Linked DNA regions of Mus musculus: region 1 is linked to region 2. The links are chromatin loops, found by intact Hi-C in ENCODE. Cell type or tissue: left cerebral cortex. All regions are shown on one strand. Region 1 has its middle 12 kb from the start of Gm38657. Region 2 overlaps Pola1 (polymerase (DNA directed), alpha 1).

Evidence for each region. Hi-C counts contacts between places; a loop is a spot of excess contacts. Peaks named below come from ENCODE experiments on the same cell type or tissue, not always from the same donor. Only the 100,000 strongest peaks of a DNase experiment are listed, where the experiment ranks them.
Region 1: a loop joins it to region 2, with 15 times the contacts of the local background. A loop is called at or near these places in 17 of 42 quality-filtered maps.

The regions. Positions count from the first base shown.
Region 1 is chrX:93,068,930-93,071,429 of GRCm38, reverse strand. No RefSeq gene overlaps it. Among named protein-coding and RNA genes, the nearest start is that of Gm38657, 12 kb to the right of the region's middle. In left cerebral cortex, a CTCF peak has its summit at 1,499 (motif pointing left); DNase peaks (open chromatin) are centred at 1,507 and 2,268; H3K4me3 peaks cover 664 bases; H3K27ac peaks cover 245 bases.
Region 2 is chrX:93,556,192-93,558,691 of GRCm38, reverse strand. The region is part of intron 26 of Pola1 (polymerase (DNA directed), alpha 1); the gene reads left to right. Among named protein-coding and RNA genes, the nearest start is that of Pola1, 75 kb to the left of the region's middle. In left cerebral cortex, a CTCF peak has its summit at 1,315 (motif pointing right); no DNase peak of the experiment used is centred here.

The sequences.
Region 1 (2,500 bases), 490 kb after region 2:
TACTGGGGGTTAGGGACTTAACATAGGAGGTGTGGACACAAAGATTCAATCCACAGCATATGAGGTAACCATGCAGAGAAGCTCCAGCTAGTGAGCTTAGAAACAGATCTTTTGTGGCTTAACCATCGGCTATGTGAATAATCTTTGAAGTACATTTGCCAGTCATTGGGGCCTTGAAACCTCTGGCCAACCCTTTGATTGCAGCCTTACAAGCGACTGAAACACTGCCACCAGCTTAGCTGCTCCTGGATTGAACCTGGTTGATTATAGAAACCGGAAGGTAATAACTGTTGTTTTCAGCTGCTACACTCAGCAGAATGTATTATCTAACAACAGATAATGCATATACATAGTATCATTTAATATTTGACTCTTCAATTCCTGTTTCACAAGCTTTAGAAGTAGTACATGTTATTAGGAGATTAATTATTAGCAAGGAGAAGAATAGGACATGTGAGAAAGCAGTAACAACTTTCCTTTTGTATACAATCTTTATTTCAGAAATAATTCTTGTGTTCTGTTCCTATCCTGATATGTATAATGCTTTTCTTTGACTCAGGAAATTGGGTGCTCTATGGAAGCTACCTATAAGCCTTACGATTCAGTATATGCATTCTGAATAGACACTATGTAAATATTTGTTTCTACAAGATTTTGCATATGAAAATTCCTTGTTAGTACAGGATTTTGAGGATTCAACTGTCACTGATTGTATGTATATGAATGTGCATTAAAAAAAAAAACAAAAACATCACCCCATGATCTATCGGGATGGGCATTTGATAGTCAGCAAGAGGTAGAGGTTGGCAAAGGAACCATCTACATTTACTGTGCCATCAACCAGCCTCAAATGTATGTCTATCATAAGGATCTTTTGCCTCTAGCCTCTTCAGGCCCAGCTCCATTGGCATTCGGGAGTAGTTACATTCGTAGCCAATTAGCAGGGTGGCACACACTCCGCCAAGAAGCTCTAGTCTCTATAGAGCCGGTATAGAGAGTGAAATTAGCTGAGACAAATACCTGTTAATCCCCGGTTCTTGGCTGGCATGGAATGCCTACTGTGCAGTGCTAATAGTTCTGGGAAATCCCAATTCCCAGTGTCAAGAGTTGAACAGACTAAGTCTGTTAAATGAAGAAATTTACAGCACATTAGCTTTGATCAAGAAATTCTAGGTGCAAGTCTCTTAAACAAATGAAGGCTGCTTGGGAATACAGGTCACTCTTTCTGGGAAGCTGTCCTTTGAGGGAGTGTATCTCCACTTTTTTTCCCATGCCAGAGCAGGGGGCAGAAGAGTGGCAGTTTGAGTGACCGAAGGGGCTGTAGACATAGTCTTATTTAATCATGAGGCGAGAACTATGTGACAATACTAGAGTTTTGTTAAAGGGAGCTTGGACGTGGTTTACTCGAAAAACGCAAAATCTGTAACAAAAACCGCAGGAGCTCCTTACAGCTTCGAGGGACGGTTTGTTTATACTTACATGTGTAAGCCGCGCCCTCTGCTGGCTATATTAAGCCATGTCTCTGTGCTCTTCCTCTCTTTCTGTGAAAATCATGTTGTATTTTCCCATCTGAATTATGTTTTTAGTTGCATTCTATCAGCCCGTTGCTGTCTATGCAAAGAATGAGGCAAGCAGAATTTAAATCGTGGCTTGTGCCATACTGCCTGTCACTCAAAGCTCCACAGAGCGGTCCTGAGAGAAAGGCAAAGAATTTGGCAGTTCCTGGAGACACAACATGAATGTTCAGATTCTGCTCCTTTGGCTGAGTCCAGGTTCCTTTTTCTTTTTCTTTTTTTTTTCTTTTTGGTATATCTTTTAATATTTGTTCCACTGTGGAATGCATAAAAATATCCTTTTAGTACCAAGTGATTCTTTGAACTCAGACAAGCTTTCAATTCTTACTTTCAAAATATAAAAGAGTTTGGCTGTTGCCTTCAAGCTCCAGGGCTCTGGGGGTGGTGGAGAGAGAGAGAGAGAGAGAGAGAGAGAGAGAGAGAGAGAGAGAGAGAGAGAGAGAGAGAGAGAGAGAGAGAGAGAAGAGAGAGAGAGAGAGAGAGAGAGAGAGAGAACGAATCACAGTGAAAGAGGAGGGAGAGTGGGCTGGTGAGGCCCGTGAAGGGGAGGGCAGTTGATTGTATGCTCCAGGGTCACGCTGCCTTGCCTGTAGAAGGAAAGATGATTTACATTTTCATGTGTCTCAGAAAAGAAACCAGAAGTCCCACAATCTGTTAAGAGCCTCTCGGTAGAAGGCACTTCCAATTTCTTTCTTCCAAACAATGAAGAAAGAAGCATCCATTTCAGGCAAGGCAGAGGAACAAAATGTAGCCCTGTGTGCTGGGCTGAGTTAAGCGAGCTGTGAGGAGCGGAGGTGGTAGATGGTGCTGTAGAATTCCATTTCCGGAAAGGAATATTCAAAATGACCAGAGTGAAAATGAAACTATATCATTCTAATCCCTGTAGATACTGACATACAAAGTTTTACCTTCTCCTGCTGCCTCAC
Region 2 (2,500 bases):
TAATGAGAAACAATAAGTATATAGTATATCTGCTTTCTGCAACTCTTACTTTGGAAGCTCCAAAGATCTCTATAGAAGTTATTTACGAAAATAAAAATTATTGGTAATGTTTTGGTGGTAGTATTACTGACACTATTCTCTGGTTTTACTATCATTTTCCTATATATTTTGGAGTCTGTTGTTTTTAACGATTTTCATTGTGTTTTGAGATAGTGTATGACCATATACCACAAGTTGACCTTGAACCCAAGCCCCTTTATGTGCTCTAATTGCAAATATACACCTGTCAAGCATTTTTGTTGTTGTTGTTTTGAGATAGGGTTTCTCTGTGTAGCTCTGGCTGTCCTGGAGCTCACTGTAGACCAGGCTGGCCTCGAACTCAGAGATCTGCCTGCCTCTGTCTCCCAAGTGCTGGGATTAAAGGCATGCACCCCCCACTGCCCAGCCTCAAGCACTTTTTAATTACTAAAGAGGTAGGAAAGATGAAGTTGAGAACTTGCAATACCTTTGCAACTTACTGAACTGTTGCTTTGCTCGTAAGATAGTTTAGACAAAATAATACAGTAGCCTGAAGACCTTAATAGTTTTTTGCATCTAAACTTCCCATTTAAATTAATGTTCAAGTTGAAATGAGAAGGAAACCTGTTGACATGACTTTGAGAAAATTATAAGGTTTTTCATTTGGATATGGATAAATGTACAATTTGGGGAGGCATGAAATTTTGCATTTTGGTATGATCTTAAAGTCTTCCTCCTTTTTTATTTTTAAGTAGATTTTGTGAGTACTTAGTTGCTTAGTTTTGTTGGGATCATGCAGATTTGACTCTGGTGACCTAAAAATTTCTGTAAGTAAATGTATTATGGCTGTTAGAATACTGAAGTAATTACTGATTGTACTCTTAAAAATCAGATTTATAACAAAAGTAAAAGTATGTCAAATGGGAATAAATATTGCCTTTTCACAGATGTGATCTTTTAATACTTGATACTTCAATTATTCCATAATTTTAATTGCTTGATGATAGAGGCATTAGTTGCTGTTGAAGGAACCTCATGTACGAACCTCACAGTATACAAATTATTTCAAAATAATTGAGCATTTCCAGAGAAGAAATACAGAAACTTCTTTTATAGACACTTTTAGAAGTGAATCTGTAACACTACCATTTGTAATTGCTTTTATTACCAATGTCAGCCTGAAGGGGCATAAAAATGAAATTGGGTGAGACTTCTGGGTAACACTGAGTGGGCACAAATATTTAGACTATGAAGACAAGTATCAAATGTCAAGTGTATGGTGTAGTAATTGAAGTGATTGTTCACTAGATGGCGATAGACACCCTAAGATCATTAATCAATTAGAGATTTTATTCTGTGAACAATAATGTGAAGGCCATTTAGTGACTTAAATATTTATATTTTAGATTTTTACCAGTTTTGAAAATACTAAATAAAGGTTAAAATGGTCCAAAGGATTGTAATAATCTAATAGAATTAGTGTTTTAGTGTTTGAAATGATATATTTTTTTGCCTTGTAAGTTTTATTGATGAGAACAGTCATTTAATTTATCTTAGTAAGTGAATTCTTCCATTGAGTGGATAAATCATATCTCTGATCATGGAGATACATTATTTTCTTAGTTATAGTACCACAGGCAACTCTAAAGAAAATTGTAGATGATTGTTTGTATGTGATTTTGCCTCTTTGAATATGATTTTTTGAAATTTGAGGAATTTAACTTTTTAAATGATTTCTAAGCATATTTGTCATGTAACATAATAGTGATAGTTGTCCTTATGAAATAATTAGTACTTACTGAATTATTTATTTGTTTCTGTCTTCTCTTATTTCTGTGTTCTTGAAGAAACAATTTTTGGTTTGGATTTCTGATTGCAATTTCAAGTGCACTGTTCAGGAGTGGACCATGTATTTTCATTTTACTGTCCTGTAGGCTGGAGTGAGTCATTGCCAGCCTGTTTGTCTACCAGTTGTAGGAGATCTGGTTTTCAGAACTGAATTTGTTCCTTTTAGAAAATGCATCTCAATCATTACATGCAGCCATCACTATCTAGGCTTGGCGTTCTGAGATTACCTTGCTGGTGAAGTAGTGCTAGTGAGGAGTCCTTGGGAGTGGCACTGGCAGAAGGCTCTTGTTGCTGTCTATGATGGAAGAGGAGCTTTAAATTATTAATGATCCTTTGGCTTTACTTTGAAATAAATGGATATTTCAGTTTTCCAATATTTTTATGAAATACAGCCTAGTTTTGTTTTAATTTAAAAGAATAAAACATAGAAATGGCTAGAGACTCTCCTCTCATCCCTTTTCTTTCAATGGTAATTATCCTGTTATCTATTTTTCTTCCCCCCACCTGTCTTTTCCATTTTATAATATACAAGTATGTATGTGTTCATTTTCATATTTGCTATATTTGAATGTTTTTTAGTATTCATGTGTCATGCTATGCTTATTCTTTTATAGTTTGAAAAGAAACGTTGAGA